Regions from separate parts of the Homo sapiens genome. Here region 1 is linked to region 2. Evidence: read pairs that join two places in POLR2A ChIA-PET (ENCODE). Cell type or tissue: OCI-LY7. All regions are shown on one strand. Links, peaks and the distances in the headings refer to the core of each region. The heading gives the core; the rest is flanking DNA.

Evidence for each region. ChIA-PET counts read pairs that join two places held together with the same protein. Peaks named below come from ENCODE experiments on the same cell type or tissue, not always from the same donor. Only the 100,000 strongest peaks of a DNase experiment are listed, where the experiment ranks them.
Region 1: POLR2A ChIA-PET joins it to region 2 with 5 read pairs; 7 of 35 experiments call an interaction of 5 or more read pairs at or near these places.

Annotation. Positions count from the first base shown.
Region 1 is chr7:140,010,820-140,016,864 of GRCh38, reverse strand. It overlaps TBXAS1 (thromboxane A synthase 1), which reads right to left. Exons shown (of 13, transcript NM_001061.7): 11 at 1,005-1,142. Among named protein-coding and RNA genes, the nearest start is that of PARP12, 49 kb to the left of the region's middle. RefSeq lists an enhancer at 1-127. In OCI-LY7, for the core only: no CTCF peak of the experiment used is centred there; no DNase peak of the experiment used is centred there.
Region 2 is chr7:139,647,426-139,653,215 of GRCh38, reverse strand. The region is part of intron 2 of HIPK2 (homeodomain interacting protein kinase 2); the gene reads left to right. Among named protein-coding and RNA genes, the nearest start is that of CLEC2L, 130 kb to the right of the region's middle. RefSeq lists an enhancer at 3,601-3,870. In OCI-LY7, for the core only: no CTCF peak of the experiment used is centred there; a DNase peak (open chromatin) is centred at 4,155.

The DNA of each region.
Region 1 (6,045 bases), core at 2,046-6,045, 360 kb before region 2:
GTTTTCCCAGTGACTGGGTCGTAGGCTTGGGCTGAACTCAGTTGGAGCCATGAAAGGTGAAAACACAACTGGTGCCGGGCCAGCCCTTCCCTTGCCAGATCACACACACAGGATATTGACTGGTTCTGATGAGGACCAGAGTGTGGGCCGCCTGCTCAGATGTTTCCAATCACAGAGCCCAGAAATGAAAGGAGACAATGAACCAAAGCCAGGTGGTGGAAGGCGGGGACCCAGGTCAACCAGTGGATCACGTGAATTTAGATTCATGGAGACATCAGCTGAAGCTGTTGTTTTGGCATAGATGCCCGTTTTTTAAAAAGGAAATGATGTTCCGTTACTTTCCAGTGCAGACCTGAAATACAATCCTGTATCCCATGTCCTGGCTTGAATGAATGGAAGACAATCATTTGAAATTGCCTTGTTCCTTGCATGCAGGGCTGCTGAAATGCTAAATCTCTGGATTCAGTTTGGACCTTGAAAAAATGGTATAATTATTTATTTATTTATTTATTTTTATTTAATTTATTTATTTTTTTTTAGACAGAGTCTTGCTCTGTCACCCAGGCTGGAGTGTAGTGGCACCATCTCGGCTCACTGCAAGCTCCGCCTCCTGGGTTCACGCCATTCTCCTGCCTCAGCCTCCCAAGTAGCTGGGACTACAGGCGCCCGCCACCACGCCCAGCTAAGTTTTTGTATTTTTAGTAGAGATGGGGTTTCACCGTGTTAGCCAGGATGGTCTCGATCTCCTGACCTCGTGATCTGCCCACCTTGGCCTCCCAAAGTGCTGGGATTACAGGCATGAGCCACCACGCGTGGCTAAAAAATGGTATAATTATTTCCTTTGGAAATTATGTCTTGCAAACATCTATCTGAATTGCCATAACTTTTGACTATTTGGGGACAATTTTGCTAAGTCTGTGCCTCCCGGCTGCTGCCTCCACTGGTAAATTTCTATCCCACACACTCACATCCCTTCAGAGCTTTTTAAAAGGGGCAGTACTCACCTTTCAGGGTTGAAGGTCTCCGGGCTTGGCCAGTGCTCAGGGTCATGGTGCAGGGCACCCACGGCCATCTCTAGCACAGCGCCTGCGGGGATGCGCTGCCCCAGCACCTCGCAGTCCTGAGCTGCCTCCCGTGTGAATCTGAGGGAAACACCAGGTCGGGGGTGGATACAGAGAAGAGATGAGGAGCAGAGCTTGGGGCGTGCTGGGCAGGCAGAGTCTGAGTGTGAAGGGGATCAGGGGCAGGCAGCATGGTGTGTGGAATGAGGCTGGGGACAGAGGACCCCCTGCTCAGCCCCCTTCCCAGGGTGACCAAGCCCCTACCCCATTACCACTCACTGCCCAGGAGCCTGCAGCCCCGAGGCTAGGCTCACTTGGTCCTTGATGAAAATGTACTCATCCATCCCTTCATGCATCCATTTGTCAAGCACAAAGGGCCCCTCTTGTGCCCCATGTCGGGGTGCAAACTGCTTTGGAAGGATTGCTTTCATAGTGGGGGCCTGGAGGGTCATTCCTGGGCCACAGCCTATCCTATCTTCCCATTCACAGCCAAGCCTCTTAAAATTGCCCTTGCTCACCCTCTCGCTCCCTCTCCTCCCATTTCACTGACTAGCCCTGCTGCCTGGCATCTGTCCCCTCCCTCCTGTGGATGGTCCCCATGCCAAGATCCCCAAAGAATATTTATGGGTACATCTGATGAATACTCCTCAGTCTTCATCTGACTTGGTCTGTCTATGTCATTGATTGTCTTCCTCTTGCACATTTCTTTGGTTTGTTTGTTTTTCTGTTTTAATTTTCATTAGGAAATAATTCTGAACTTACAGAAAAGTTGAAGAATAGTACATTAGATACCCATGTATCGTTTACCCAGATTCACCTGCTGTTTTTTGCTGCATCCTCCTCCTCCTCTTCTTCTTCTCCTCCTCCTCCTTCTTTCTTCTTCTTCTTTTTTTTTGAGACAGGGTCTTGCTCTGTCACCCAGGCTGGAGTGGCACAATCTCTGCTCACTGCAACCTCTGCCTTCCAGGTTCAAGCAATTCTCCTGCCTCAGCCTCCCGAGTAGCTCAGACTACAGGTGTGTGTCAACAGGCCTGGCTAATTTTTGTGTTTTTAGTAGAGACGGGGGGTGGTTTCACCATGTTGGTCAGGCTGGTCTCGAACTCCTGACCTCAAGTGATCCCCTGCCTCGGCCTCCCAAAGTGCTGGGATTACAGGCATGAGCCACTGCACCTGGCCTGTGTCCATCATCTTTACCATTCTCTGTGTGTGTGTCTGTCTCTCTCTCTCAGACACACACACACATGCACACACACATTTCTTTCCTTGATTTCTCCCTCATTGGCAGGCTCTTCTGCATCCACCAGCCTCTTAAATCCTGGCACTTCCCAGGGATTTCGTCTGCCCTCCCAGATTCAACTTCCATTATCTCCTAAGCCTCCTACCTCAGCCCCAGCCTGAACCCCAGGTTCCAATTTCTACCCACAGACCCGGCCTCTTCCCTGGGCGGTCCACAGAATCCTCGAAGTCGGCCTGAGCAGCAGCAGGTCATCAGAATCTTCTCCTCCTTCTGTTTCCCACACAGGCTTGAGAAAGCCGGAAACCAGAAGCCATCCTGTACTCGTCTCTCCCCGTCTGCAGATTCATCACTGGTCTTTCGTATGGTGCCATCTCTCCAGTTTTACTGCCATCTCCTTAGTTTAGATTCTCGTCTCTCATTGACCTCTTTGCAATCCAGTCTTCTCATGACAACCAGAGCCATGTCTCTGACATGCAGTTTTGTCTGCTTCTTCCCAAGGATGGGCTGCCTAGAACAGGGAGCTGGAGCTGGAGCAAGACCCAGGTGCTTGAGGCTGTATGGCCCCAGAGCTGAGGCTAGAGTCGCAGTTAGCTGGTGAAACCTGTAGCTCAAAGTCAAGGGCAATCAGTGGGTGAAGTGAGGCCATGAATCGGGGACGGCAGCAGATCAGAAGCCAGGAAGATGGGCAGTGACTTGCGATGCACAGTGAGAGGTAGTTTAGGACCTGGGTTTGGGATTAAGGCCATGAGCAGGTCAGGTGTGTTGGAGGCTGCTGGTGTTGATGCAGTCTCCAGGTTTGCCTGGTCAAGCTGCCTTCAGGGCTGAGCCTCAGGCTGGTGTTCAGGGCTCCTGGTGCTGTGAGATCACACCCCAATCTGACTGCTGGAGCCACTGCAGCTTGTGAACAATCTGAACCACCTTCCAGTCCCCCAGCTTGGGTCTCCTCCGTGAGGCCTGCCAGTGAGAGCCGTTCCTGGTTCCTGGGAGAGTTCTAGCTTCCTTACCCCACCAGTTTCTTACAACCAACACCCGTGACTCAAGAAAGCACCATTGAATCTCTCTTCCTTGCAACTTGAAATCCCGGCATGGCTCTCTTAAGCTTGTACCTTGTTGATTATGGCCCAGCAGGTGACCCTGGGAAATGAGTCTACCTGGAGCCACACAACTCAACTCTTGGAGTGAGCATCGAGACCACCTGTGTCAGTGACTTCCTCTCTGCTCCAGAAAATTCTTGCCGAGGAAGATAAACCTCTGAACCAAGAAACAGCTTCACTGTTGGCTTCAGGAAATTAATGCAAACTAATTTGTCTGAGCAAACCACTTTCCTATCAGGACAATGGTTTGCTTGCGTGAGCAAACAGTTCACTTGCCAGACAACAGTCTTACCTGTCAGAACTCCCTTCAACTCACCTACCTGTATTCACTCATTCCTAAATTGTTATGTCATACATCTTGCCCCAATTTCTTTTTTTTTTTTTTTTTGAGATGGAGTCTCGCTCTGTTGCCCAGGCTGGAGTGCAGTGGCGCGATCTCAGCTCACTCATCTTGCCCAATTTCAAATATTCCTTGCCACAAAAGACCTACCTTAAACCTCTGTAACCCAAACTCCAAACCTTATAAGTGTCCTTTCCTGATCTGCTGGCTTTGAGTTCCTGTTAAACAAACGTGCTGTCACTCTTCAGACCTACATGCAACATTCTAGAAACAAAATTCGAGGTGGAGAGGTGAAGAACCGCTCTCTTCCTGAACTTGGGTAGACTTTTGGACTTCGAGTGTTGAGCACACGCTCTCAAGAGTTCTGGTCATGGCCGGGTGTGTGGTGGCTCATGCCTGTAATCCCAGCACTTTGGGAGGCAGAGGTGTGTGGATCACCTGAGGTCAGGAGCTGGAGACCAGCCTGGCCAACATGGTGAAACCCCGTCTCTACTAAAAATACCCAAATTAGCCAAGCATGGTGTCGTGCGCCTGTAGTCCCTGCTACTCAGGAGGCTGAGGCACGAGAATCGCTTGAACCCGGGAAGAGGAGGTTGCAGTGAGCTGAGATCGCACCACTGTACACCTGAGCGACAGAGCGAGACTCCGTCTCAAAAAAAAAAAAAAAAAAGTTCTGGTTACAGGTGATTTGGGATTTTAAAGGATGAGATAGAGCCTTTTAGGACGAGGGCAGAATTACAGCCCCAGCTTCTCTTTATCACCTCCCTGCACCTCTCAGCCCACCCCCTTCCCAACTACTTTTGTGACTATAGGGTTCGATTGAGAAGTCTCTCTCTGACTTCAGCATTATCCCACTCCAACAGATCTGGCTCACAGCAAGAAAACCAAGCCCCACTTCCTGCCTCCTACCTTCCAGACTTCAGGCCATTTCCTATCCCAGGTAACACGGGGGTTGGGAGGAGACGCTGGTCACACCCTCTGTCAAGGCTTGTCCTCGAGATACCCTCCCAACGTAGCAAAGTTCTGTTTCCCTAATGAATCCCGTACACGGGCTCCCACTCCTGCTCCTGTCTGTACCACTCCCACGTGCCTGGAATCCATGAAAAATCTTCTGAGTCTTAAGTCCTTAACACAGGACATGAGAACATCTAATGAGGACAGGCTCAAACCGTCCATCAAATGCCATGATAATTCTGGAATATTGGAACATCAGAATTGGTCCTGGTGAGGCTGGGTTTATTTAGTTATTTATCTGCTCACCTGTTTATTATTTCATTGTGGATATATATATATATAGAACATAAAATGGACCATTTGAACCATTTTTCAGTGTGCAGTTCTGTGGTTTTAGTACATTCATTGTGCAACCAGCACTGCCATCCATCTCCAGAACTTTTTCCTCTTCCCCCACTGAAATTCTGGATCCCTTAAACACTAACTCCCTCCCCTCCCCTCTCCCTGGTCCCTGGCAGACAGCCTTCTACTTTCTTTGTTAATTTGGCTCCTCTGAGTGAGTCCTGGTGAGGGAAGGAAATTTGGGTTTGAAAATCTGTTCCCTGTTGTCTATGTCTCTACCGATAGCTTCTTCTCCCAGAGAGGAAAATATTTGATCAGATTGTTCATTTTACCCAAGGGCAATGGCACAATCTCATTTATGCTTTACTTTTAAAGGGTAGACTATATATGCTTGTATATGAACATAACATTTCTAGAAGAATACTTAAATTTCTATCTTTCTCTTCTCTAGGGGATGGGATTGGGATGGAGAATGGCAGGGGGCCTTTTTTTTCTTTTTTTTTTATTCTTCATTGTTTAGGGGACTGTTTTTTTTGTTTGTTTGTTTGTTTGTTTTTTTTGAGACAGAGTCTCGCTCTGCCGCCCAGGGTGGAGTGCAGTGGCACTATCTTGGCTCACTGCAACCTCCGCCTCCCAGATTCAAGCAATTCTCCTGCCTTAGCCTCCCTTGTAGCTGGGATTACAGGTTTCTGCCACCATGCCCGGCTAATTTTTGTATTTTTAGTAGAGTCAGAGTTTCATCATGTTGGTCAGGCTGGTCTTGAACTCCTGAACTCAAGTGATCTTCCCTCCTTGCCTCCCAAAGTGCTGGAATTACAGGTGTGAACCACTACACCCGGCCGGGACTGTTTTTTTTTTTTTGGTTTTGTTTTGTTTGTATAAGCATGCTATTTTGGCAATATAAATAATTAAAAATTCAAAATAATTCTATGCTGGATTTTACTTCAAGCTGTAGGATTGGACTTCCCTAAATATCCTAAAGGAAATGCAATGATTACAGTAATTACTGTTATGCCC
Region 2 (5,790 bases), core at 1,791-5,790:
CCCTTGCTCCTACTGCCCTAGCCCTTGTGTCACTTCCTTGTTCTCCTGAACAGTTTTTTTTTTTTTTTTTTTTTTTGAGACAGAGTCTTGCTCTGTCACCCAGGCTGGAGTAGCAGTGGCGTGATCTCGGCTCACTGCAACCTCAGCCTCCCAGGTGCAAGCCATTCTTGTGCCTCAGCCTCCTGAGTAGCTGGGATTACAGGCCCCCACCACCACACCCATCTAATTTTTGTATTTTTAGTAGAGGTGGGGTTTTACCATGTTGGCCAGGTCTCAAACTCCTGACCTCAAATGATCCACCCACCCCGGCCTCCCAAAGTGCTGGGATTACAGGCGTGAGCCACCGTGCCGGCCCTGAACAGTCTTCTTTGTGTTTTCCTGCCTCTGTACCTTCGTTAATGATGTTTTCTTACCTGCAGTGCCCTCTCCCTTCTCTCAACTCTGAAGTCGGTGGTACCTAACGATTCTATTTAAATTCTGCCTCCTTGAATTCTCTCCTGTTCTTCCCAGCCTGGAGTGGAGTCCGCTGAGGTCTACTAGAGTTCAAGTTCCATGAGAACAGAGACTGTCTTTTTTTGTTCACTCTCTAATTAGTGCCCAGCACATAATGGATGCTCAATACATGTTTATTGAATGAGAGAGATTGCTCCCTCTAAACGTAGCTGGCATCTGACATTCATGATTTCTGTCTGTATTCCTTTTTCCATACGTGTACACGAGATGATAAGCTTCTTGAGAACAGCAACCATGACTTGGTATCACCCTCTAGCAGAGTCTTGAACATGCTGGGAGCTCAATAAATATCAGTGATTGAACTTACTACATAATCACTCAATAATCCAATCATGTCCCCGAGCTCAGGGGAAGGGGGAGGCAGACAGAATGCCTTCCTCCTGCTGTCTTATACAAAGCCACTCGTGAGCAGCGTCTTATGCAAACACAAGGCCCCATTCTCCCCCAGCCCAGCACTTGCCCACCTAGGAAGGATATTCTCAAGAACATGAGGCTGTTGACATCACATTCCTTTTCCAAAAATGTGCAAAGGACTACAGAATTGTTCAAGAAGCAGTGATCCAGTGCTTGGCTAGTTAATTCCTGAGTAAGCCACTCTGAAAACTGATTATAATCCTGTTTCAAATGGAGAATTGGGAGAAGGCCAATAAAGGGTATATTATTGTATCTTGTAGGAGGGAAGAATCCGGCAGATATTCACTGAGTTATGGCGCCAGAGCCTTCCTCTCTAATGTTATTGTAAATAATTGTTAGAGTAGAAAGCCAGATCAGCAAAGTGAGACTCCAGCATTGCAGTTCCTCTCCACGGAGGTCTTATATAACGAAGACCTCCATAAACAAACATTGCAGAAACATAACATCGGATCTCTCCTCTTAAAGTTCACACTGTGTAATGTAAAGTGGAATAATCATTTTACATTCCTTGTAAGTTCTAAGAAGTCCCTTCTGGGGCAGCTGTTTGCTAAACCTTTTTTGTTTGTTTGTTTGTTTAATAAAAGAAAACAAATTGTGTACCTCTCCACAGTGCCCCCGCTATAGAGCTAAAAGCAGTGATTTCATGTAAGTGTTTCATTTGTCCCCCTCCAGCTCGCCTCTCTCCTAGGAGTCACGAACTCAAGTGCCTCCAGGGCCAGGTAGGTGGTCAGTGAGCTGGTAATGACTAAGGTCTGCATCTGGTGACACACACGTGCAGAGGGCAGCCTTATCCAGCCCCAGGTCATTGTGACCACGAACTGACAAGTGGCCCAGAGTTGCCAGAGCTTTTGATTTTCAGCAGGAAATCCAAACTTTTAGGAATATCACCTGAGTTCTAAATGTTAATAGCTAGTTGAAAAAATTTAATATCTATGCAGGCCAAAGAGTGTCTGTCTCTGTGCCGGGTTCATCCTGTGGAATAGCAGCTTGCAAACTTCATGCCATCCGTTCAGTCTTGCCTGCATTTGGGTGCTTGGAAGTCCTCCTCAGGCTGTGTTTTCCTTGTGCCTCCTACCTTTTTAGAAAGTGCTTCATTGGTTCCCATCAGGGCAGGGCAGGGGCTGGATGGAGGACCTAGTGATGTGTTGGGTATCAGGGGGTGCTGACCTAAGGCTTGTTGGAAACACAAATCCAGAGCTTCTCTGCGTGCTCCCTCCCCTCTTAGAGACGCCCAATCAGTATCTGTCACTGCATAACGAAGTACCTCAAAATTCCGTGGCTGACACAATAAACATTATCTCACCGTTGCTGTGCTCCAGGAATTTGGGAGCAACATGACAGGACGATTCCCACTCCAGTTCTGTCATGAGGTGGCGGTGAGCTCTTAGCCCAGGCTGCAGTCACCCAAGGGCGTGACTGGGGCTGGAGGGTGTTCTTCCCAGGTGGGTCACCCTTGTGGCTGGCAAGCCAGAGCTGGCTGTTGGCCAGAGGCCTGGGTTCCATCCACGTGGATCTCTCCACAGGGCCATTGAGGGTCCTCTTCCAGAGTAAGTGATTCAAGGCAGAGCAAAAGCAGAAGCCACATGCCTTTTACAGCCTAGTCTCAGAAGCCACACATTGTCATTTCTGCGCTGTCTTATTGGTTACACAGGTTTGCCCTGCTCAGTGTGAGAGGAGACCACACCAGGGTGTTGACTTCCAGGAGAACTGGGTCCTCAGGGGCCATCTTAAGGGCTGGCTGTCACAGCTGTGATCACAACCCTCAGTCGGTCCCTTATGAACAAATGGTCCAACCCTGAGAATAGTTTAAAAAAAAAAAAAACCCGAAGGGAATAAAATATATGTCATAGTGATTTGCACCTAATATTCAGCCCACTTACTATTGTGTTCCCCAGATCAGCCTCAGAAATTAAATATCCTTTTTTTTTTTTTTTTTTTTGAGATGGAGTCTTGCTCTGTCGCCCAGGCTGGAGTGCAGTGGCACAATCTTGGCTCACTGCAACCTCTGCCTCCTGGGTTCAAGCGATTCTCTTGCCTCAGCTTCCTAAGTAGCTGAGATTACAGGTTCATGCTACCACACCCAGCTAATTTTTGTATTTTTAGTAGAGATGGAGTTTCACCATGTTGGCCAGGCTGGTCTTGATCTCCTGACCTCAGGTGATCTGCCTGCCTTGGCATCCCAAAGTGCTAGGATTACAGGCGTGAGCCACCATGCCTGGCCTAAATATCCTATTTTTATATCCCATCTTAGAACTGTCTTCCCTGAATGTATCTAAAGTCACTTTTTAAAAATATTTTTTAAAATCCTACCCATACCACCTCTTCAAGCGATAGACTGAGGTGTACCAAACAGAAGAACCCTTGCTTTTCAAGGGAACCCTTTCGCTTGCTGCTTACCCCTGTCTGCTTCCAGGGGTATTCCTAGGTCTCTCAGTTGCTCGAGCAACTAAACCTAACCAACTTCTCTACTAAACCTAACGTTTTGTAAAGATTTGAAAGGAAAATCACTCTGAACAAAGAGTAGTCCCTGCTTTGGTATACCAGTAGCACCTGTGAAGACAGGTGGCCCCAGAAGTTTTCTGGGACCCTCTGAATTGGTAGGAGAGGGGCACCAGTTAATCAGAGGCACAGACAGGGAGGAGCAGGGTTGCTCCTGTTCCTGCAGCAGTATCCATTTCTGGGACCCACTTTCCAAACCACCCCCCCGAATTCTAACAGCAGGAGACACACACACACACATACCCTCAGGCTCTACATCACCTCTGCCTCCTTCAAGACCACCCTTAATATTCATTTTAACCAGATTTTGCCTGAATAAAAACGTGAAGGGGAAGAAAAGGTGCCCCAGTGTGTTTTCCCCTAGGAAAATCCCTACTGGTAACTAGTCTTATTTGCTCAATAAACAAAATCTTAGGCTGGGAACTGAAGGTCAGCACAAGCAGCATCTGCGGGTGTGCACCGGGGCTCTGGGGCCCTGTAACATTTGCGCGTGTACCTGGGGGAAGGGGTGCTGCATCGGCCCGCCCCCCGCAGCCACCCGCCGCAGCAGTGGTCACCGAGTCAGGGTGTGGGGAGGTGGAAATGAAATGCATAATTCATAGGCCGCTGTGGTGTCCAGTCTGTGGGAGGGGTGGTAATTACAGAACTGAGAAATGAGGCTGCAGCGGGCAAGTCACCTCTAGGTTAGAGGCTGCTATGATAGATGGCCTGCATTGTTCTCTTTCTGACCTTTTTCTGAACTTCCCCTTAGAAGAACAGAGGAAATATGGTGCTGCCTTTTCCCATATTGTTTTTGAATAATACCTTCAGACGCCAGCTTTTAGAGTTTCTGTTCTTCCGTTTGGGGTTTTGCTTCCCCCTCCACCCGCCCAATGCCTTGCTTCTTTCCATAGAAAAATCGAATCACTAATGACTTTATCCTAGTATTAATGGTAAATACAGACTACACAAATATTTGTCCACACTGAACACAATACATACGGGGAAAGGAAAAAAAAAACCCGCAGCACCCTCTCCCTCCTTCTGCTCCGCCCTCCACTGCCAAGCAAGACAATCCCAAGAGCCGTCCTCCGTCCTCCGTAATGATGCAGACGGGGCTGATGAGAAGGGTGGGGGGCGTTGCTCGGTAGGAAGTGATGGAACCTAAGCTCTGGCTTGCAGAATAGAATCGTTTTAACCGGACGTGAAGGTGCAAGCAGGAATGATGCTCACTCCCATGTAAGCTATTGATGCTATCCCGGGGGGATAAAGTAACAAGGCTGGGGACTGTGTGCCGTATTCCCTTCATCAGCCTTTCCACTGTGTAACCCGAAAGCCGCAACGTCGTTTCCCTCCACGCTTCTCTCTGCCGCTAGTGATTTCCTGGTCTGAACTGTGACTCCCTAGTGATGGCCTGTAACTTTGGGTTCTGTGATCATCTGAAGTCTATCAACCTCTATATAGTCAGGGAAACCCAGAAGAGGGAAGAGGGAAGATTTCTGTTTGATTTTCACACAAGCAAGACTTACTAAAGAGTTAGGCAGAATTGTTCACTTAGCCTTCAATTCAAAATTGAATCTCAGGTTGAAACTTTGGGGTATGTGGGGTTGTTTTGTTTTTTGAAAAATGTACCCCTTTTGAGGCCAAATGAAAAGGAACTAGACAGTTCTGTGTCAGAGCCTTTCAGACTGGGGGTGGAATTTGGTTAGCTCCATTTAGCGGGTTAATGTTGATTGAACTCCTGCTGTGTGCATCACCACCCTGAGCTGTGTGGCAGCTGAGCACTTCCCTGGGAAGCAAATATAGGTTCTGTCTCCTCAAGGAACTTTTGATCTCTTGGGGGAATCCAGGACAAGCCTAAATACAACCATACAAAGACCTACTTACACAGCTGACACTACAGAGACAGGCCTGCCAGGCAGGCCCTCGCTGATTTCCAGTGATGCCACAAAACTTTTCTTCCTTGGCAAAAAAGAAACTAAGCTGTTCATACCAATGATCACTGTCATTCTTTCAAACATCTCACAGGTTTTTTTATGGGTTTAATTGCTTATGGGTTTTTTTTAATTGAATTTTCAAAATCTCCCTAGCTGCCTCCTCCCTATCTCCACTTATTCTCTCTTCTTCTTCAGGTAGGTAAATAGTATCTCCTTTATCACCTGCTTTTCACCCACTATTCCTCAGCATATATATAGATATCTAGATAGATAGATATAGATAGATGATAGATAGATACAAACTCCCTATGTCAAGCTTCTCCTATTAAAAAGTGGAGCTTTATAGGTTTCTATTCACATTTCACCATTGAAATCCTTATTATCAGAGAAGAACTAAAAGAGCCACTTATTTCCTTAAAAGTAAATAAACAGTAAGAAATCCCAGTTT